Regions from separate parts of the Homo sapiens genome. Here region 2 is linked to region 1. The links are chromatin loops, found by intact Hi-C in ENCODE. Cell type or tissue: IMR-90. All regions are shown on one strand. Each heading gives the region's core, and the rest is flanking DNA. Links, peaks and the distances in the headings are about the cores only.

Region 1 (12,043 bases), core at 1,452-9,451:
GCCAGGAGTGCTGAGGCTGACTCCTTGGGGTCCTTAAAGGACGACTGAACAGAGCACTCATTGAATTTTGCAATGTCTGTGTGTGTGATTGATCACAAGGCCTTAAGCTTTTCTTAAATCTCACTTTTGCACAGAAATGTGCAGTTCCTGAAGTACTTTCGTACACTCATTCAACCTGACTGAGCTGTCGTAAACTGTTAAAGAAAAAAATGTACACAAACACTTGTTAAACATGGTAAAGTGGACTTTATTCAAAGGGGTAGGGAGCCATGGTGATAGGTATAAGGGCTCAACCCTTACCCCAACAAGCGTACATGGAGATTTAGAACCATGGAGTAAGGTGAGCGCCAGCAGATGGAAAATTACTATGAGGAAACATCAAGGATAAGGACTTCTGGCCAAACTGACTTGATAGGATTATTGCTGAAGGCAGGCCAAAGTGACAGGATATCCAGGGTGGTCAGATACCAAGGGCTGGGGATTTTCACTAAACTGAACTAGCACGATTGTTGCTCAGACTGGATTCTACAGTGACTGAGAGGGAAGCCCAAAGGTGGGTCTCATCAGAAAGGACTCGGTTTTTGTCAAAGGACAAAGTCTTTTTCAGTTCCCTGTTTCGTTCTAGAAAAAAGACATTTTTTTTCCTTTGAGTACAACAAACCCTGTGCGACAGGTGTCACCGTCTTCATTTTATCAAGCAGAGAAGAGAGGCTCTGGGTCTAACACACCTGCTCTAGGCAATACAGCAAGAACTAGGAGCAGCTGGGAGCTGAGCTCAAACCCTGATCTTTAGACTCCCAGCCTAGGGCTTTTACTGACAGTCCAGGGCTGAACCCCTGGGGCTTGATGCCTTGGCCCACTACTTGGGAGAGGAGGAGGTCTACAAAGCAATTTATGCGCAAAATCTCCTGGGTTGGAACACTTGGCATTAAATAACAAAATTGCTTTCACAAAATTCTGAAATATGAATTCAGATCTTTCTCTTCCCAGCTACACAATTTATTTTCTTCCAAAGCACACAGCAGAGGAAAATGTAGGGCATGCTCCAGGTATGTAAGTGGTGGGTGATTTGGGGAATAGCATAATCACTGTGTTTGCAGCCACATTGGCAGAGAACCATTCACCAGGCTGGCAGAGGGAGGCAGAGTGCATGCTGAAAAGTCATTCCTAACTCACAACCACTGAAAAATGTTATCTTGACTGGCAGTGTTCAGTGATAAAAAGATATCCAATCAGGTGAGCCACCATGAAGAAATTCCTAATAGCATCATTATGACGGGATAGTTTTCCATTGGATTCCTCTACAGGCCTTTGGGCAGTGGTCTGGAGTTATTAATATTTACTTGTTTGGGGACAGATGCATGAGGCTGAGGTGGGGTGAGGGGATGACCACATAGTTGTGTTTTTTTTTTTTTATCTCAAGAGAATTCTAATTTTATATTTTCATTTAACCTTTCAGTGTTTCTGTAGAATTAACATTTCCTATTTCACTTCTTGGTTCACAGTTTTCAAGAGTGCTATTTAAGGAAACTAGGACAATATTCACAGCATTATTCTTTGATAACTGCTACTTACAAGACACAAAAAAGAATCAGTAGAGGACAAAGGTTTATTCCCAACTGAATGAAATTCAGCTCGACACCCACAACTTCATTACATATGAAATTAACTTCATTATTTGATTTGTCCTAGGTAAAATGCACATATTTAATGCCTACATCTCCAGTTAATGTCCAAGTGTGCAGGGATTATTACCTGTCCCAGACATAAAATCCTCCACTATTGATTTTAAAGTGAGAGGATTAAACTGTAGCATATGTATGAACTGCTTCACTTGTGATTTAAAAAACCCAAAACCTGCTTAGTAAAATGGGGTAGATGAAGAATGTATATGTGCAAATATTCTCTAGGTATTTCATTTCTTTCTATTCCATCCCTCAAACCCAGCTTAAATTCTGTAGCCCCTAATTGAAAATGACATGGCTTCATTAGAGCTGTAGTATGGAGTTCTCAATCTAGGTGAAAACAGTTTAAATCATATTACTCACCCGCACGATCCATTATACTCAAATTTTCCCTGATTCAATTGCATCGCTAAATCTGTCAAGAGACAAAAATAATTTAGCATCTTGTCTTCCTAGACAAAAAAGACCCTGACGGGGTGATTTGAAACAATAGGTATCAGATTGCTCCTAGGCCCACAGGTCCCTCTTTAATACTACAAGGTTCTGCTTGGTCTATTTAAGGCATACTCTCTTCCATGTTGAATTGACCTCATGTTTCATTTAAATTAAACATAAAATGTGTTTTCATAAAGATCATGCTAAAGGTCACTTTTAAAACTGGATTCAATATAGGAGTCACACCATTGTTTGATGAGTATTGAGAGTAGAGATATCCAACCTGCTACAGTGGGAGAGGATGGGTCTCAGGATCCCTGGGCAGAGGAACCCTGGAGATACCCGGGAGGGTGAATATGAAACTTGATTTAAAAGACTGGAAAATGAACTAGGTAAGTATCGCATAAAACTTGGTGGCATGCTTCCAGGATGGGAGGCAGGGGGAATTACTCTAGTGGGGTCTACACTGGCAGCACATGGCTTTTGACTTCTGTCTTGCAAGTGAATAACATTTTTTCTTTCTTCCCATCCGCAAAAGAAATGGGTAAACTGATGGATATTTTTTCCTCTTCAAAATGTTGTGTTTAAACCTAATATTATAGAATAAAACATAAGCTGGGTTAGCCATTTAATCCATATTATGGACTCACTGACAACTGAGAACACAAGTTGGGCTTTTTTAAGTAAGTGAAGTCATCAGAGCCTTGTTACTGGGCCCCAGCTAGAAACACTCAGGATTGTATTGGTAGCTATCACGTCACAGTCTAACCTAGCAAGCACTGTGGGGACCCCATGCAGAATGGTGACTCCAGTAGGAGGAGCTTCTGGTCACTGGGGAGGCTCCTTCAAGGCATGAGAAGCACAGTCAGCTCACACTCATGCCAAAGGAATGAAAGTCAAAGGATCTTCCACTCAATCCACATAGCAGGGAACGAAGTGACAGGGATTCTTAAAATACAAAATAGATTTTAAAAAATCCTCAAATTGGGAAGCATGGGCAGTTCTCTTAATAGCAAAGAGTTGAAGGAAAAAAGAGCTTTCTGGTTTTGTTTTATTTTACCAGTTGTAAGAACCATGCTGTAGAATTGACCATCTACAGTGAAGAGGGTTTGTGGCATATTTCTATCTATTCTATTTCTATTTTGCTACCTCTAGTCTTGATACTGTGATCCTAGGCTCTTAAGCAAACCTCAAAAATTTTAAAAATGTGTTTATCAATTATAAAAATTTACTCTTTTCCTTCCAGAAAAAAAAAGTCATTATATATTGGAAACCTGACTTTGAGTACACTTTGGAGGACCAAGTTATAGATTAGTACCTCTTCAAATATGTAACTCCTTATATACCATTTTAGTGGCATTTACTTCAAAATATTCTGTATTTGTTTAGTGAAGTGCCCCTGCATCAGTCATATTTGCTGAATGTTCACAGTGGTCAGGGTGTTTGCCAAAGGAGAAATGAGTCGCTGTTACTGTACAAAGATACTCAAATTCTTTTCACTTAATTCTGCCTCTGGAAACAAAGATAACAACTTTGATCCAAAAGGAAGAAAAATGAGAAATATTTTGGAATATGGGATAATGGTTAGCAGGAATAGTCATGGCATTTATGAAAGGAATTAAATTCCAATCACAACACATTATCTTCTACCATTGTTTGCTCTATTTTGGTTTTTTTTTTTTTATTTCTCACCATTATATAAATCCAATAACACATTGCTTTGCCATATGTCTGCTTCCTTTAAAAAATGCCCACAGCCAACTGATGGGAAGTGCTGGCACCATCCTGTCAAAGTGTTCTCATGGAATTTGGGGTCACTGGACATCAGCTCCTACCTGGGGTTTGATAGTTCAGTGAAACCATCTGGCAGCCAGCGTTCCAGAAAATCTGAGGCATGTAATTACTGGAATCGACTCGGCCTCCCTTGGGGTAAATGCGACTCATTTGCCGTTTGTTATAACTGTAACTTATTAAGGAAAACAGAAAAAAAGAGTCCTACAGCAGAGAAAAATAAACAACAAAGAGCTAAAACAACAAAGGTCTAGGCCAACAATGACAAACAAGTAGACAGCACAGAGCAGATTTCACATTTACAAATGATGCTTAAGATCACAGTTCACTGTGTGGATTATAAAAACAATTTTCATTTGGGCAGATTGTCACAGCTGCCATGGTCTTTCCCACATATCATTTTATGAACTCCACCACCAGAATGAGATATTAGCCATTTATCTATTTCAGAGGCTCTTGCCAAACCAACGTGAGTCAACCACTCATTCCACTTGATACATAAGGATACTTGACAAATTCAATTGCATGTGTCTTCAAGTAGCCAAGACCGACTGATTCATTAAAAGAAGACATGTTATAATGAATATTGCGTTCTGTAAAAGAAAAGCAAAGATGGATTCAGGAACTCTGCCATCAAACCCTCACCGAAAAACAGCAATAAATAAATGCAATTACACCCTGAATCATGAGGCCTTGGAGGCTAATGCTACATTATCATGTCAGTAGCTCCTACTTTCATTGACATCCTGTGGATGGAGACATCTGTCTTTTCAGCCACCACCGAAATATGAATTTTTGATGATAATGATGATTACGATGGCTTCTCTAGCCCAGAAATGAAGTTTTTAAATACTTCTTATGTTTTTTTGAAAACCAGCTTTTGATTAAAAGGAGTCTTGTGAATGCACTTGGGAACAGAAGAAGCTACATGCCCAGCACTAACAAATCCATAGTCTCTCATCGCCACCTTGTGGTTGAAGTCGTGAATGACAATGTAATGTCACCACATACCAAGGTGGCTTCTATGGTCTGTGAAACAAAAATAAGGTGAGGTGGAACAGCCCCCATGCCCACAAAGAAAAATGGCAACAAATTAGATAAAAGCTCATCAGCACCATAAAAGAAAATCAAGCAAAAAAGGCGACTGCATTTAACCTTTGGTGTTACCTTCTGCCACATGGAAACCTTGAAACTTTACAGGCTGGGCGTAGTTGATCATTGTGGACAAATATGGATGGATATTAGTGGTAGCACCTACATATTTATAAGATGCCATCCACGCCTGCTCATCTTCTACAGTGACCAGGCCCTACAAGCACAAGGAAGAAAACATATAAGTTGATGACTTCAGTAGGACCCACGGATACGTGCTGCAGATTTCCTTAATAAAGATAATTGCACACACACAAATTGAAAGGTAAAGGCTTTTTCTTCCTCAATTATGCTAAAGGATACTTTAAGAAGTTAGTGTCTGTTGTAGCTCTGAATAATGCAAAAGGAGGTAATCATAAAATATTAAGCTTATCTTACATTTGTAGGACATTTTTAGATTTTTAAGGGACTTTATTCAAGAAATTACTGGCCGGGAACGGTGGCTCATGCCTTTAATCCAGCACTTTGGGAGGCCAGGAGTTCAAGACAAACTTGGCGAACATGGCAAAACCCCATCTCTACTAAAAATGCCAAAAATTAGCTGGGTGTGGTGGCGTGAGCCTGTAATTCCAGCTACTTGGGAGGCTGAGGCAGGAGAATCGCTTGAACCCAGGAGGCAGAGGTTGAGGTGAGCTGAGATTGTGCCACTGCACTCCAGACCAGGCAACAGAGCAAGACTCCATCTCAAAAAAAAAAAAAAAGAAATTACTATATTGGACCTCACAGCAATGCTATGAAATAGATATAGCATCATATTTTTACAAATTGAGGCACAACATCAAAAATAGTGACTCTCGAACATTAGCGTGCATCAGAATCACCTGGAAGACTTTTTAAACTAGAACAGATTCCTGGGCCCCACACTCAGAGTTTCTGTTGAAGTGAGTCTGCAGTGAGGCCAGTCATTGCTGTAACTAGTTCCCAGGTGCTAATGATGCTGCCTCTTTGGGGACTATGTTTCACTGTAGCACTCTAGAATGTAAGCAACATACATACGTGGTTTATAGTATTTAAAAAGCACTTAATCTTAAAAGTAACCTAATAACTTGCTGCATAGGACATATTGAAACTGCATTACTTTGCATACAGAAAAAAGAAAACAAATTAGTTTATTTATTGATAGAAAAAACAACAATAAAACCAACAACAAAAATACCTTCAAAAGTGATCAATATTTTTGCTGAGAACTTTGCAAAGCTAAATTTCCTGCATAAAGTGAATCTAGTTGGATAAATTCCTTAGTTGGATGATGTAATCCATGAGTTAAAAAATGGTCAGATGCTGGGCGCAGTGGCTCACGCCTGTAATCCCAGCACTTTGGGAGGCTGAGGCGGGTGGATCATGAGGTCAGGAGATCGAGACCATCCTGGTGAACACTGTGAAACCCCATCTCTATTAAAAATACAAAAAAATTAACTGGGCATGGTGGCAGGCACCTGTAGTCCCAGCTACTGGGAGGCTGAGGCAGGAGAATGGCGAATGAAGTGAACCCGGGGGGCAGAGCTTTCAGTGAGCGGAGATCACGCCACTGCACTCCAGCCTGGGCAACAGAGTGAGACTCCATCTCAAAAAAAAAAAAAAATGGTCAATTTGTTTGTCTTAACTGATCACTTAACAATCTGAGCATTCTAAATTATCAAACTGATTTCACCAATAAAAGCCTGAAACAATAATCAAGTAATGTAATTTGGTTTTGTTTTTGTTTTTATCATTTTCTTAATGTGTCCTCCTGCTCCCCCACCAAACAACGGCCATGTCCGTTCCTTCCATGTGTGTTTAATAATAATAAATACCACCAGTGCTATGAGCTGAGCACCAGGATGAGTTCTTGCACACACAGTCTCATTACTGTCTGTGATGTGTAGTGAGGATTAGAGTCCTACCCACTGACCACATGAGAAGATTGATGCCTTGAGAATTAAAATAACTTAGCTAATAAATGACAATGACCAAATGTCAATCTGTATACTGTTGACCCAAATTATGAATTATGAAATTCTAGAACAAGAGAGTAATGTACTCACAAATATTTTGGGACAGGCCTGCGACCATATTTATTCATAATTCTTTCAAGTTTAATATTTAGAGGGTGAGAAGATACGATCTCAACTTCAAATAGGATAGGACCCCACAGGCAGCAAGGCAGTATTTTCCGAACCTCTGAAGTATGAGAATGAAGTTATTAGGCAAACTTCTGCCTGTGGCTGTCAGCCTCACTGTTGTAGGATAAACCATAAATACTTACTAAATAAAACCACTGTGATCACTTGAAGAACTTTGAAGAGGATGAAAGAAAGTGAAAATGTAACTTTACCTTTCCTACAATAAGGCCAATAGCTAATAACATCAAATAATACTCTTAGAAGTTATGCAGTGTAAAATTAATCAGTGATCTTCCAGAATGTCAATGTAGTGGGAACTAAGATCATCCTTTCTATTATGCTATAATATGGATTTGATGACCTATTCACTCATTTTTATTTTCAAATTCAATATGCTGATGATCATGTAGTTCCACTGCAGGAATGAAATCTCTAATTCCAGTGAAGAAAATGCCTTACTGCATTAAATACCTACTTTTAGAAAATCATCTTACTCATCTGCCCTAGTTTTGTGATTTTTATCAGGATTTAATCATTTTTTCACCACAACTGATTCCTTCCTTTGAAGATTTTTTAAATTAGATGCATCTGATTTAAAATGTGCAAGGGAATTATTTTGTTACCTTTTTGTTGTTTTCATGTTCAAGGTCATCTGAAGCCTAATTAGAGAAAGGAAATAATTTGTTTACTTCTCTAAAGGGCAAAATTCCAAATTTATTAGCCATACATACATAGATATTTAAATAAGTGTAGGTAAACTTGTTATTCTATTTATTTGCTAAGGTGGGACATTACTGATGACAAAAAGCCATGGATGGCCTCACTGTTTTATGCACCAGAAGGGCTAATCTTAATGCTCTTTCCCTCCTTCGTGGACAGTCTTTACCTACTTAGATGTTTTATTATAATTATTTAATTAGTGCTTTAGTCATGGGGCTTAGGAAAAGCAGCATGAATGGTCACTCTTGAGTAACTCAGCATTCATGTCTGGGTATTTGTTATGGACTGTTTGCTGGTGCAGCCCCCCATACTGTCCCCAATTCATATACTGAAACCTTAATTCTCATGTGATGGCATTTGAAGATGGGGCCTTTGGGAGGTAATTTGGTCATGAGGGCCAAGCCAAGAGAGAGCTTGCCTCCTTATTCTCTGTCCACCACATGAGGACATAAACACGAAGAAGGCCCCCCACATTAGGAACTGATTGCGTGGAACCTTGATCTTAGACTTCTTAGACTCTAGAATGGTGACAAATAGTTTTCAGTTGTTTAAGCCAATGGTATTTTTGTGATAGCAGCACCAACTGACTAAGACACTAAGACAATATTGATGAAGGCTTTAGCAACTTTTTTTTTTTTTTTTTTTTTGAGACACAGTCTTGCTCTGTTGCCCAGGCTGGAGTGCAGTGGCACAATCTTGGCTCACTGCAACCTCCGCCTTTTGGGTTCAAGCAGTTCTCCTGCCTCAGCTTCCTGAGTAGCTGGGATTACAGGCGCGTACCATGGCGCCTGGCTAATTTTTGTATTAAAACAATACTCTTGAGTCTTAATAGATGTTCAATATTCTCAGAGTAGTCACAATTCCCTATATCAGAAAAGATAGTGTGTAAAGGCAATATTCCTTTGGCTTTGCTCATCAGACAAATACTCTCCCCTCTTCCTATCACCAAATGTATCTGCCTACCTGCATCTTCATCCACTGTCTTCACTAATCAGGTGTTCCTGCTCCTGTGAAGGGCCACACCTTTGCACCACAGCAATCCCACCCTCTTCCACCTCCTCAAGGAATTCCAGGCAGTTATCCCCTCTCTTTCCTGCAAAACTAATCTCTTCCTCTCTACTGCACCACTTCCAAGTTTTCAAACACACTCCAGATTCATTCATCCGAAAAAGAAAACACTCCCTTGACTCCTCAGGTGCCCTTGGCCACCAGTCCATTTCTTGCTCCCCTTCACATCAAAACTTCTCAAAAGCATAGTCTCTAGTCATTCATATCTGTGTGATCCAGTGTCACCACCCTGCCTGGCACTCCACTGAAATGTCTCTTTAAGGTTGCCAACGACCTCCATGCTAACAACCCAAAGGACACTCTTGAGTCTTCTTACTTAATCAGTCAGTAGCATTTGTTAAATTAAGTTTAGCCTAAAGGTGTCTCTTTACCTATTCTAAAGGTTTTTTCATAAACTTTCACATAGTAAACTGTAGACTGAATGGGTGTGTAAACAGACTGGAACCTACTCATGTGCCAATCACTGAGTTTCAGCCAATCAAAGGTGGCCAACTATTCAACCTCTGTTCAAATAAGGCAAATAAGCCTGTAACCAATACAGCTGCTTCTGTACCTCACTTCTGTTTTCTGTAGGTCACTTTCCTTTTTCTGCCAAAAAATCTTCCACCACATGGCTGCACTGGAGTTTCTCTGAACCTCTTCTGGTTTGGGTCCTGCCCAATTTGGGAATTGTTTTTTTTGCTCAACTAAACTCTGTTAAATTTAATTTGTCTAAGATTTTTAACATATTCTACAGTCAACCACTCAGTCCTTCTGTTAACACTGTTCTCTTTCCTGGTTTTCTTGGTGTCACTGCCTAATTTCCCTCCTACTTCTCTAGCCATACCTTGCTCTTCTTTTCTGGCTCCACTTTTAACTAGGGCTCCACTTGGGCCTTCTTTTCCACCTTTCCTTGTGAATCATCTCAGTATTTCCATTGTTTCAAATACGATCTTTTGAACTCCCAACTTGTATCTCTAGCTCAACCTGTCTTCTATATACGCGTGATAATGACGCCAGTGATCATGAGGATAATGACAATGATAAAGATGAAAAGGATGATAATATACCAGCAACTAATACCTTTACAGGAGTTACCATGTACCAGGCACCACGCTAAGCTCTTGACATGTCACAAACCATCCACTCTTCACAGTGACCCCATGAAATAGGTGTTATCGTCTTCACTTTGCAGATGAGGAAACTAAGGTACACAGAGGTTAAGTAACTTACCCAAAGTTAGACAGTTAGGAAATGAACCCAGAGAAAGAGTCAGATGGCAATGCTATATGAACACCTCCCCTTGAATACTTCACAGGCATCTCAAATAGTCATCCCATTTGAAACTCCTGAATTCTTTCTCTTTCGGTCTTCCCCATGCCAGTAAATGGTACCATCACCTACCCAGTTCCTCAAACAAGGACACTAGAGGGTCATCTCACTTCTTCTTTCTCTCTCATTCCCACATTCCATCCATCAGTAGGCTGTCCCATTTCTCAATATGTCTTGAAGCCACTCAGTCCTCTCTGATGCATTGTCTGGTTTGACCATCGGGGACTCTCGTCTGGCCTAGAGCAGCAGCCTGTCCTCACTGCTTTTCCTGCTTCCACTCCTGTTTCCTCCTAAACTAGTCTCCATATGGCAACCACAGCAATCTTTTAAAACTTGAATCAGGCTACACTGCCCCCTTCTCTAAACTTTTTCAGTAGTGTCACATTTCACTGAATATTTGAATTTCTCATAATGGCCTCCAAAATCCTACATCACCCAGTTCCCACCTACCTGCCTCATCTCGTCTCACTCCACCCTCACTCAAGCCACTCTACTCACAGCCCTTGCTGTTGTTACTGTGGTCCCTCCGCATGGAAAGTGATTCATCAACCTCTGTGCATGGCCAATTCCTCTTGACCCTTTGCGTTCTGGTTTCCTTATTCTTTCTACTTCATTATTCTTCAGCATGCGTGTTTATGTTCATAATTGCACTCACCGTAAGTTGTAATTATATAGTTATTTGACTACTTGCTTGTTTGCTGTTTCCGATCCCTTTCCCTAAACTACAGGGGGCCATGAGCTGCCTAAGGGCAGAAGGCAAGTGTGTTTTACACTTTTAGGTCATTATGGCCTAGACTATGCCTGACAAAAGGTAAGTATATGAATAACTATTTTCCTTGGCTGAATATCTGGAAACATTTTTATGCTTACTGTACTTTAGGGGGAAGGTATATAATTAGCAGGACTAGTTCTCAAATGAGGGCTAGACTCGGGATGTTCAGGGGTCATTTTCCTGATGAATTCAAGATTAAATCTTACCCCTGGGATGCTGTCATTTTCTCCCTCCCCAGCTGCAATAACACAATAAATGATAATATTTAGAGGACACTGGCCAAATGGGTAGTGGTTAACACTGGCCCTGACTAATGAGTAATTTAAATGTCCTTTTAAATTTAATATTGTGTATGTGTCAAGTTCTGGTCACCCAGCACAGACTCGTATCCTAAGCAATTTAGAAGGGGAATTATAGGTTACTTTATTCTCTTGTGGTTCTCACATTTCCAAAATTTCATAAATAACAGCTGCTACCTCTTGAGAGTGATGAAAGAAAGGGGACTCTGACCTTCTTGACGCTATTTGCAACAGCTTCCTTGTGACCCAAGTCATCAGCAGAAAGTTCATTTCCAAATTTGAATTCGGGGTGAGCTTCCTCCTCTTGGTCAGCTGTGTGAAAGACAAATGGAAAATCCATGACACCAAACCACTGCCAAGTAGTCAGACCTTGTTCACAATCTTGGGTAGAACATAAGCACTTTTAGAGAAAAAGGATGCTAAAAGAAAATGGGGACATTGATATATGCAGTATTTTTTCAAGTAAAACTCTCACTAAACTCTTACCTATTCAACGTCAAGGAGCACATCTTGTTATGTATTATTTCTCCTGCTCCTAAAATGTGGTTTGAAATGCTTGATGCTTAATAAATTTTTTTTAAGTGGATGGCTACTTCTATTCTAGTATACTAATTCTAAAAATGAAAGCCTCAAACACTGCAGGAATATCTATAACTCATAAAAAGGTGTTTTGATCTTTCATGACATCAAGAGCAAATAAGAAGATGC
Region 2 (12,043 bases), core at 2,310-10,309, 510 kb before region 1:
CCCTCCAAATTCATTTGTTGAAGTCCTAATCCCCATTCATTACCTCAGAATGTAACCATATTTGGAAATAGGATCTTTAAAGTGGTAATTAAGTAAAAATAAGATCATTAGGGTGGACTCTAATCCAGTGTGACTGGTGCACTTATAAGAGGAGAAAATTTGGACATAGGCATGTACAGAGGGAAGGCTCTGTAAAGACACAGGGAGGAAACGGCCATCAATGAGCCAAAGAGAGCAGCCTCAGAAAAACCCAACCTTCATGACACTTTGATCTCAGCCTCCAGGGCTGTGAGAAAATGAATTTCTGTTGTTTAAGCCTCCTAGTCTGTGGTACTTTATTACGGCAACCCTAACAAACTAATTCTGTTTAAAGATAAAATATCTATCATCTCAGTTAAAATGCAGAGTTCTGTTAATAAGAAAAATACTTTGTCTATTAATCATTTACACTATAGCATGAAGTTTAAAGGTTTAGACCAAATACTGAAGTGAAAAAAAAATAGGGAAATGAGACAGGAGACTTCGGTTTCGAAAGAATTACTGCAGAACTGTCATTCGGTTAGGGGAAAGGTCCACTGGTGGGTTGGTTTGAAGCCTCTGCTCTAGGATGGTTTTGTCCTGAAAAATTCAACTCTCTTTCTAAGGGCCTCTCATCCTTTTGCAAGCTAGCTCAGGCTTGTTCTGCTAGTGGTGGCCAGGATAGAAGAATAAAAATGAAAGTAAAGTCTCTGGAGGCCCAGCCTCAAAACTGCAACACCAGTTTTAGCTCATTCTATTCACCAAAGCTAATCCCAAGGCCAGTTCAGAGTCACTGGGTGGGAAAATCTCTTGGTAAGAAGAGTGGCAAAGTCACATTGGAAAGACAGTGGATTCAGAAAGGGGCAGAGAATTAGAATCATCTTGTAATATACTAAAATATAAGCTGATTATATATTATATTTTGATGTTTTTGGAACTTCTGCACTTTTTTTTGCATCAGTGCCTTCATAGTATATCTTTATATGTCCTTCAGACAAGATGTGCTTTGAGAGATGTGAAACGTGGAAAATTAAAAATTATGTGGGTTGAATTCTCATTCTCTTCAGTGTCCACCTAATGCAAACGGTTATTTTAAGCATGTGAGAACTGCCAACAGATAAGGAATGTGCTTGTTTTTATAAAGAAACTGAGGCTTTGATACTTTGCAGCAAGAAAGATAGCTCAGGATATGGGTGAGAATGAGGGCAGACTGAGAAATTCCTCAATGGACATCGTTTGAAAAAGCCCATACTTGAAACTAGGAAGGAAATTAGTAAGCCTACTAAATACCTGAAGGTGATATCCACGAGTCCAAGCCCAAGGGGGCATACAGAAAATCAGAGAATGACCCAGCAGGGCCAGGTGCCAACCCACTTCATTAGAGCAAAGAGTTGCACTTGGTATTGAGAAAGCTGCAGAGCAGATGTCTGCAAACTGTTTCTGTGAAGAGCAAGGCAGTATTTTTCATATGGTCAGCGGTCTTATGGTCTCTGCCATAATCACTCAACCCTGACTTTATAGTGTGAAAGCAGTCATAGACGATATGCAAATAGATGGGGTATGGTGGCTCATGCTTGTAATCCCAGCACTTTGGGAGGCTGAGACGGGAAGATTGCTTGAGCTCAGGAGTCTGAGACTGGCCTGGGCAATATAAAGAGACCCTGTCTCTACAGGCTACAGTGTAGCCTCAAACGACTGCATCACTGCACTCCAGCCTAGGTGACAGAGGGAGACACTGTCTCAAAAAAGAAAGAAAAGAAAGAAAGAAAAAAGAAGACAATACTCAAACTAATGGAGATAGCTGCATTTCCTTCATTTGCAACTTTATTTACAAAACATTATTTATAAATACACTTCATTTACAAAAATAGGTGGTGGGGCCAGATTTGGCCCATGAATCATAGTTTGCCAGTTCCTGCTCTAGAAGAACATTCTTCTGTCATTGAAAAATACATCATTGAGAATGCAAGAGACTTCTGATACTGAAGACTCAAGTAAATAAAATGAATGAGAATAATTAGCAGAAGAAAATAAGAGGCCTCTAGAAAATGCAGAAATTGAGATAACACGTACTCGAAAGATGGTTTTGGCCTATTGGGAGAGGCTAGTGATTCTACGACAACAAAGAAACAACAAATACAGAAACAAGTAAATACAGAAGAGCAACCAGGTGTTTCAGGCGTGAAGAATGTGATTCTTCCAAACAGGCCTGAAGCAATAGATCATGGGATGCCACAAGCTACATTCCCTGTAGACAGCAGGGCAACCCTGATTTTCATGAAGGGCCTTGTGAGTCAATAACTCATAGTGCCTTATCAAGAAATTGTTCATCAGCCATTTTCTTCCAGAGGGTGTTTCTTCTAGAAAGAGACAAAAAAAACGAACGACAGCACAACAGTTTTATCAAACTTTAAGACTACCTTAAAATCAATAAAGATTGTCAAATATGAACAAAAAAAGTAGCAAAGACTTTTTTGAGGAGTGAAGATCAAGATACAAAAGAAACACCCCTCTGAAGAAGGAACTGCATAAAGTTTCCAACTAGAATCTTTTCAAAAATGAATAAAATAGCCAGTGAAATGCTGGTAGGAAGTGTACTTGTTGTTTTGGGAAAACTAGGAAGTGCAAAATGTAGAACACAAAAGAAAACAAATAAAACAAAATCAAACAACTAGAACAAGGTGTTGGAAGGCAAAAGCTTGATAAAAATATCACAAATATTTTCAAGGATTTTTTTGAAACTTTCAAAGTGAATAAAAGCCTTGGTGAAGCTAAGCTCGGCAAAGAGAAGAGGAAGTCTGGCCTCTGAAGGTTAAAGAGAAAAATCTAGACCTAAAGAGGGCATGGAGCAGTACCACAGGAAGCAGAAAACTGGATGAAGGGAACACTTGGCTGAGAGAACTAATCAAATTACAGTTTATTATAAAACTCGGAAAGACATAGAGGAAGCTTGTTTTTTTTTACCATACACGAAAAAGAATTGGACATTTTGAATAATTGCATTGGGCAGCTGAAATAACTGGCAAATCACCAGAGTGAGAAGATAAAATAAATCAGAGATGACAGATGAGATATGTCTCCTGGGGAGAATCTTCATTAACAATAGCTAGAGAAGATTGAGGCCATTTCCCATCCAAGCTGAAGGATGAGGTGTCAACCAAGCATGGACTGGAAGAACAAATAAAGAAAGTGAGTTTTGCTCACTGCATTCAGCAAAGCTCTCCTGGAAAATGAATGCAAAACCTTGCAGCACAGTGTAGAAATCCTGAAGGGACATAAAGACATACTTCTGTAAAAGCAGCTGATTTAGGAAGAGAATATATGGGAAAAGAGAGCAAAAGCAATCAGCTGCAAAGGAGATACAAATTATAGATGCAGAGAATTCAAGAAACAGAGGAAGAATTGCAGAAATTAGCAACATCCGCACGCAATTCATAAGAAAGCCCATCATTGCTTGAGATAAAAAATAATACCAATGCATAAAAAGAGAAATACTCCAAAAACTAGAGACTCTAAAACTCAATCCAGGAATACATAATCATGAAAATCCCCCCTGCAACAAAATTTCTAACTTGGGGGACAAACTATATCATACATTAGAATCACCAAGAGGGCTAGATGAAACAAGGATGGTTGGGCCTCGTTTCCAAGTTTCTGATTCAGTAGATCTAGGGTGAGGTCTGAAATTTCTAAAGAAATTCTTGACTGGGCACGGTGGCTCACACCTGTAATCCCAGCACTTTGGGAGGCCGAGGCTGGCAGATCACAACGTCAGGAGATTGAGACCATCCTGGCCAACATGGTGAAACCCCATCTCTGCTAAAATACAAAAAATTAGCCGTGCGTGGTGGCACGCGCCTGTAGTCCCAGCTACTTGCGAGGCTGAGGCAGGGGAATCACTTGAACCCAGGAGGCGGAGTTTGCAGTGAGCCGAGATCGCGCCACTGCACTCCAGCCTGGTGACAGAGCAAGACTCTGTCTGAAAAAAAAAGAAAGAAATTCTCTGGTGATGCTTATGCTGCTGGTCTAAGAACCACACTTTGTGAACCACTGCTGTAAACCAATCCTGGTCACATATTAGAGTTACCTAGGCCCGTTGTAGACCTATTCAATCAGAATCTCTGTGGGTGGGGCTCAGGTTATGGGTATTTTTTGAAGCATTTCATACGATTACATCACATCCAGGCTTAAGAACCACTGCAGTCAGCCAAGATGGTTCTTTTGACCAGTACACTAAAATTGGAAACATATTTGCTGTCGTCTCTACTGATGACATATTCACCTTTGATGTCTTTCTTTTCCCTTAACAGAGGAAATTTATCCAGAAATGAACCTGCCCAATGTATGGTCCTCCACCTAGTCTTAGAGAATCATCTGATTTGTCAGTGAAATAGTAGCTGCCTCTGATTTGGGTTCTGGTGAAGCTTCATTGAGAAACTCAAGGAGCCACTTAGAGGATAGATCATGGGTTTAATTCCAGTGCCAAGTCCCCCACCTCCTTATCCATCATTTCACCCTTTCCCAGGTATGCTGAGATCTCACCAACAGGAGGATGCCCATCACCTTCTGACCTACTTGAACCTCTTCCCAAAGCCTGGGGAACTCATCTGTTTTCACTCTTTCTTTCACCTATGGTTTTTGCTGTGCATTTATTTCTAGACCTAAGTAAATAACCTTGGCTTTCACCTAGAATAAACAACTTGCCTTTCACTCCTTTGAGAAAGGACTTGAGCACCCAAGATTTAGATATTCAGACTCTCCTGGTTCAAGAAAGTGCATTTTGTCTTGGATCAATATCTCTAACTTCAATCCCTAGACAAAATCCAGATAGCTTTTCACCTCTACCTTTGCAAGATCCTTTTCAGCTTTGGGTTTATTAGCATCCTTACCATATGCATGAGCACACGCATGCATGCACGCAACACACACATCCACACTTCATAGCAGTGCAAAGGACAATTCATAGGCCTCCACCAGGCTTTCTCATTGTTTAAGACAATAAATAGATGACTTGAACATTTCACTTGATTCAAAATCCCATATTTTTTCATTTTTCTTGACGTAAAATGTATAAACAGAGCAATGCCTAGCTTTTAAATATAAAATTGGATGAATTTTGACAAATGTAGCATTTCCCAAATAGAAATTTTGGTCATCTTATGCCTCATTCTCTTATGCCTCATTTCAGTCAATTCAATAAGTAACCTCTGTTCTGATTTCTATCACCATGTATTAATTTTGCCTGTTCTTGAACTTCATAGAAATGAAATCATACATTAAGTACCTGTTTGTGTCTATCTTTCTTTGCTCAGCATAATGATTGTGAGATTCACCACGTTGTGTGTCTCAGTAGTTCATCCTTTTGTATTGCTGAGTAGTATTTTATTATGTGAATGTAACATAATTTATCCATTTTCCTGTTGATGGGCATTTAGGTTATAACAGATTCTGGCTGTTATAACAGATTGACTGTTATCAATAAAGCTGCTATGAAAACTCTTGCACAGGTCTTTTTGTCGACACATGTTTTCATTTCTCTTAGATACATTTTCTTCCAGGAGCATCAGGTTGTAAATGTTTTAACTTTACAAAATACTTTTCTTTTTTTGAAATTGATTGTACCAGTTTATATCCCAAAACAGCAATGTATGAGAATTCTAGTAGCTCTATATATTCTCACAAACATTTGGTGTGGTTACTCTGTTGGTTTGACTTTCTTTTTCATTTTAACCACAGTAGTTGGTTTGAAGTGGTAAGCTTTACTATTTTTGCAGAATTTTTAAATGTACGCTGACCTGAAATTGTTCATATTTGAGCTGAGAAAATTAATTTTGAGGTTCAAACTTAATGTTTACAATTTTGCTATAAAGGCATAAGGATGATACAATGGACTTTGGAGACTTGGGGGGAGAAGTGGATGGGGGAAAGGGATAAAAGAGTACAAATATGGTGCAATGTATACTGCTTGGGTGATGGGAGCACAAAAATCTCACAAATCACCACTAAATGACTTACTCATGTAACCAAATACCACCTGTACCCAAATAAGTTATGGAAAAAAAATATAAAACTTTAAAAAAATTAAAATAAATAAATAAAATCTAACTGGGTACTATGCTCAGTACCTGGGTTATGGGATCAATCGCACCCCAAACCTCAGCATCATGCAGTATACCCAGATAACAAACCTGTGCATGTACCTCCTGAATCTAAAAGTTAAGATTATAAAAAAAAATAAAAATAAAATTTTGCTTTAGATGCAAATCATCTTTTGAGTTGCAGTCTCCTTTATAATATGACTTGACTGGCTTAAATTTAATTATTTAGATCAAGCAATAGTAAATTATGTACAGAATTATAGAAATACATAAATGCCTTTTAAATAAAGATAACTTAAATGATCAGAAAATGGAGCTTGGGCTGGAAGGGAAATTTGGACTATAGAGTGTAGAGGAACTTGATTTAAAGGTAAAACTTGGCAGTGAAGACTAAATAAAGGAAGGTTGTGACATTCTAGATCAGTATTTGGTAAACACCTATTGTGAGACTAACCTGCAAGTTCCATGAGCATTTATTTAGTGCTTCTTCAGCATTGAAACACAATGAAATGTTTCCTAATTAGATTAATACTAAAATAGTATTAATTTGTTTTTGTAATACATGCTTTCCATTTTCTTTTATTGTTTTTATTAACTTTTTGAGTGATATACATTTAAAATTATTTGTCATTAGTGTTCTGCATGAAACAATTGCTCAAAGTGAGAAAATCTGGTGTGCATGATCAACAGCAGTGATCCTCCAACTTCAGTGAAGGTCAGAACTTAGTAAAAATACAAAAGCTCAGGCCCCGTCGTACTTCAGGAAACCTGGTCGTGTTCTTTGTTAGTTGTCCAGGTGATTCTGGGTTTAATAACTACTGCTCTAAAGCATGTTCCAGCAGGAGGCCGCATTGAAAGAAAACAAAATACGGCTTAATTATGGTGTAATGTCAGCAGTGGCCGACAGGTGGAGCACTCGCTCACAATGCTAGCGAAATAGGAGTATTAGCATAAAAAGCCATTTCTAGAGAAAAAAGTAATAAGTGGAAATAAAAAGTACAGCTATATTTGTAGAATAATTAAAATGACCTTTCTTCTTTAATGTCTTTGAGCTTGTGACTCCTAACATCTTCTAGAAAAACATGTAGGAACTTCCACTCGTGAATCTAAAAGTATTTCTTTAGACTTTTAACACCAAAAGTCTGGCTGTAATCTTTCCTAAGAAAAATTCAGTTGTGTCAAGATAAAATCATCAAGAAAATGATCCATGCATTATCCTGCACTTGACTTCACTAAAAGGTCAGAAAGTGGTTCATTCTTCTCACCCTGTTCAATCACTAGGGTGATTAGCCTTGAAAGGCTCACACTGGGAATTACTTTGAGGATTAAAAGGCTGCCTCTTACGCGTGGCTTTAATAAAACTGATCAATTGTAGTGAGTCTGGCCACAAAGTTAGCTTGCTTTGAGTTTGCTGAAAAAGTACATGCTATGTGGAAGGACACAGATTATTTTCTGGGCAATAGGCAGGGATAACGACTTTACTCCAATGCCCCAGTCAAAGGCAGTGATGTTCCAGATCTGTGCTTGCAGGTAGAGTTCAAATGTCCAGGTCAACTTGAAATTGTTCCGCATGCTCATATTTTTCAAATAAAGAGCTTGAATAAGCCTGGGAAATACACTTCATTTATTCACTGATCATGGGTAAACATTCGCTCTGCTAGACAATGAGTAAGAGCTGAAAATTAGGATATAAAAGATATAGCTTAGGCTTGGAGAAGGCAAGTGATCAACTTGCTGCAGTAGAGTGACACTCCTCACCCATGTAACTGATCGTCCCATATTCCCTCAACACTCAACTTCTATGCTACAGACAATTTACCCGGAACATCAAACATTCACCACCTGACGGCTTCTTCCTGGCTTTGGAACACACCCAATTACTGCCTTAGTTTCCCCAAAGAAGTCCTCAACCAGTGACTTCCAGGAGTTGATGGATAAATATCCCAGCTTTCTGACTTTGCAGTTGAGACAGCTCTGAAGTTGTTCTACACTGTCCTTTAGAGTTCCTCTGCAGGACAGAGTTTCTCCTCTTGCCCACGGTGGTAACTGGTTTGATAACACACACTTTATCAGATTCTTTCCATTCTCTGTCTCACTTCCCTCTTCCCTACTAGTGCTTCCTGGCATTAACTTCCACATTAAAAACTCACACTCAAGTTCTTGTCTTAGGGTCAACTTCTGGGAAACCCAACCCAAGGGCACTTATTAGCTACACTTACGCAGGTGGATGAGAGGTTGGGAGGTGCTGGGGACATACTTACAAACAGAAGCACGAGGGAACTTGAGATTGTGAATAGTTTGCTATTGACAGAACATAGGGCACAAGGATTGTAAGTGATGGTAATGGATCCTGAATGCTAATCTAAAGAATTTGCATTCTTAGATTATCAAAATCTAAGAATGGAGGCATTGGGGATCCACTGAAATATTTTCTAAACTAAGGGGAAGAAACCATGTTATGACCAGCTATAAGGTCCAGGCAAGTGTACATGAAGCTTCAAAAGTGAACAGACAGCATGGCATTGGTTCAAAAACAGACACATAGACCAATAGAACAGATAACCCAGGAATAAAGCCACATACCTACAGCCATCTGGTCTTCAACAAAGTTGACAAAAATAAGCAATGGGGAAAAGACTGTCTATTCAATAGATGGTGCTGGGATAACTGGCAGAAGAATGAAACTGGACTCCGACCTATCACCATATACAAAAATTAACTCAAGATGGATTGAAGACTTAACTGTAAGACCTCAAACTATAAAAATCCTAGAAGGAAACCTAGGAAATACCCTTCTCAATGTCAGCCTTGGCAAATAATTTATGGCTACATCCTCAAAAGCACTTGCAACAAAACTAAAAGTTGACAAATGGGACATAATTAAAGAGCTTCTGCACAGCATGAGAAACCATCAAGGGAGTAACAGACAACACACAGAGTGGGAGAAAATATTCACAAACCACACATCTGACAAAGGTCTAATATCCAGAATCTATAAGGAACTTCAGCAAATCAACAAGCAAAAAAAAAAAAAAAAAACCAAAAACCAAAAACCAAAAAAAAAAAAAAAACAACTCCATAGAAAAGTGGGCAAAGGACATGGGCAGAAACTTCTCAAAAGAAGACATACATGTAGCTAACAAACATGAAAAAATGCTCGTCATCACTAATCATCACATAAATGCAAATCAAAACCACAATGAAATACTATCTCACACCCATCAGAACGGCTTTGTTAAAAAGTCAAAAAATAAAAGATGTTGCTGAGGCTGCAGAGGAAAGGAAAAACTTATACACTGTGGCAGGAATGTAAATTAGTCCAGCCACTGTGGAGAGCAGTTTGGAGATTTCTCAACTAAGAGTTGAGGTATCCTTCAACTCAGCAATCCCATTACTAGCTATATCCAAAGGAAAATGAATTATTCTACCAAAAAGATACAAGCATGTGTGTTCACTGCAGCACTATTCATAATAGCAAAGGCATGGAATCCACTCAGGTGCCTATTAATGGTGGATTAGATAAAGAAAATGTGTTACATATACACCATGGAATACTAGGCAGCCATAAAAGAGAACAAAATCATGTCCTTCGTGGCAACATGGATGCAGCTGCAAACCATTATCCTAAGGAAACTAATGCAGAAAAAGAAAACCAAATACCACATGTTCTCACTTATAAGTGGGATCTAAACATTGAGTACACAAGGACATAAAGATGGGAACAATAGATAGCAGGGACTACTGGTGGGGGAGAAGAGAAAAGGCTGAAAAATTACTTATTTTGTATTATACTCACTACCTGGGTGATGGATTCCTTCATACTGCAAACCTCAGTATCACACAATATACCGTTGTAACAAACCTGCACATATCCTCCCTGATTCTAAAATAAAAATTCAAAAAAAGAAAAAAAAAGTGAATGGACATGGGGTACTCCTTTTAGAATGTGATAGAAATCGCCATTTTCTCCACATAAAAATGCACATAAGCACATACATACCATCTTGCAAAGGAATTCCCAGGTGTTCACAGATCCATTTTGAAGCACAGCCATGGACCTCCTCAAGGTTTATGGAAGGGGGAATAAGAACTCCATGAGCTGAGTAAGAAGACAAAGGAGGCCAAGGAATTGAGGAATTGAGGAATTGAGAATAATAACCTCCAAAGTATATACAGGAATAAAGAAGGTGGAATAAAAAGCTGCCATAAGACAGGAAAAGACTCAAAGCAGAATCTTATAGAGAAAATCGAAAGATGCTCTTGATTGAGCTACTTTTGAATAGTAGGTTTTGGAAGAAGATGATAGAAGACTTTTGCTCTTTTGTTCTCTCAGTTTTTTAGTTGTTCACTGAAAGTGAAACAAATGATAATTACCAACCAGGAAATATTCCATGGCAGTGGAAACAAACCAAAAATTTCCCAAGTGAAATTCAATTAATACAAGTATGGATTGGCTCCTATAATGTTAGTTGTTGTTAGTTAGGCTATCTGTCAACATCTAAAAATAAGGAAGTTTCAGATACAATTTTGTATCTCTAGATTTTATTTTTAGGATAAAGTATCAAAATATCAATGTCAGCATTCTCAAACAGTTTTCATGATCTGGGAAAGCTGAAGGTTTTGGCCCTCATAGGCTATTGTATGTTGCTCTCCAGTTGGCCACAATCACTTTTACTTGTTGACATGACCTGCCTGGCCCTTATACACTTTTAATCTTTTGAATCTTCACAGTCTTACAGTAAACATTCATATCTCAACAGCCACCCCATTATTCTTTAATTCATTCAGTTATTCATGAGCATTTATTGAATGTCTGTCCCATGCAAGAAACCATGTTGGATGCTAGAAATAGAAAGACAAAGCTATTTACAGAATGCCCCAAGCTATTTATAGAATAGCCAATAGTAGCAAAAAAAAAAAAAAAAAAGTAGACTAAAAAATCCTGGTAGTCATTTGTACAACAACAAATGTGACAGGGCTCAGGGCACAAACTTTATATTATTGTGCCTTGATCACAAAATTTAAATGTCTATTCTTTCTTGATAAGCCATTACTCATTCACAGGTTGGGTCAATTATTAAAAGACTTATACAATCACTCATGTCTTTCAGGAGTGGAACGAAGAAGAGCTTGAGAAGGAGCTTTTCTGAAGGAGAAGAAGGAAGTAATTATTTAAGAATACTGCAAGGCGTTCTCACTTATTTGTGGGAGATAAAAATTAAAATAACTGAACTCGTGGAGATAGAGATAGAAGGATGGTTACTAGAGACTGGAAGGGTAGTGCGGATGGGGGTCCTGGGGGAAGTGGGGATGATTAATCGGTACAAAAAAATAGTTAGAAAGAATGAAGAAGACTTTTATTTGCTAGCACAGCAGATTGACTAAGTAAAAATAATGTAATTGTACATTTTTAAATAAATAAAATTATAATTAGATTGTTTGTAGCATGAATGATAAATGCTTGAGGTGATGGATACTCCATTTACCCTAAAATGATTATTAGGCATCACATGCCTGTATCAAAATCTCTCATGTGACTCACAAATATACACACTTACTATGTACTTCCAAAAATTAAAAATAAAAAAATAAAGAACAATGCAAGATGAAGCAATCAGGAAGTTTTCCAGGATGGAAAAGAGAAGGGGGGATGCTTTTGGATCTTCACTGTCAGGCTGGTGCACCCATCTGCCAGAGTACCCATATCTCAAGTTCTATAAACACTGGTTGCCAATGATGCATAACTGCCCTGTTCTGCACGGAATTGCCCTTGGCCAATGGGAGCTGCCCTCTACAGTAGGTTATAACCCTCCCTTCAGGTGGAAGGGGATATCCAGCAAGCAATGACTGATAGACATGGGTATGAGAGATCAGGAGAGAAGGGTACAACTCACACTGCAGAACTCCCCGTGGGATGAGGCTGAGGC

Evidence for each region. A loop is a pair of places that touch in the nucleus more often than their neighbours do. Peaks named below come from ENCODE experiments on the same cell type or tissue, not always from the same donor. Only the 100,000 strongest peaks of a DNase experiment are listed, where the experiment ranks them.
Region 2: it touches region 1 in a loop (19-fold over the local background); 22 of 110 quality-filtered maps call a loop at or near these places.

The regions. Positions count from the first base shown.
Region 1 is chr20:9,401,094-9,413,136 of GRCh38, reverse strand. PLCB4 (phospholipase C beta 4) reads right to left here. Exons shown (of 40, transcript NM_001377142.1): 20 at 11,547-11,647; 21 at 7,789-7,824; 22 at 5,079-5,220; 23 at 4,420-4,504; 24 at 3,956-4,080; 25 at 2,049-2,100. Among named protein-coding and RNA genes, the nearest start is that of LAMP5, 110 kb to the left of the region's middle. In IMR-90, for the core only: a CTCF peak has its summit at 4,880 (motif pointing left); DNase peaks (open chromatin) are centred at 2,926, 3,556, 4,386 and 4,856; H3K27ac peaks cover 299 bases.
Region 2 is chr20:9,908,018-9,920,060 of GRCh38, reverse strand. No RefSeq gene overlaps it. Among named protein-coding and RNA genes, the nearest start is that of PARAL1, 72 kb to the left of the region's middle. RefSeq lists enhancers at 409-508, 519-578. In IMR-90, for the core only: a CTCF peak has its summit at 7,018 (motif pointing right); no DNase peak of the experiment used is centred there.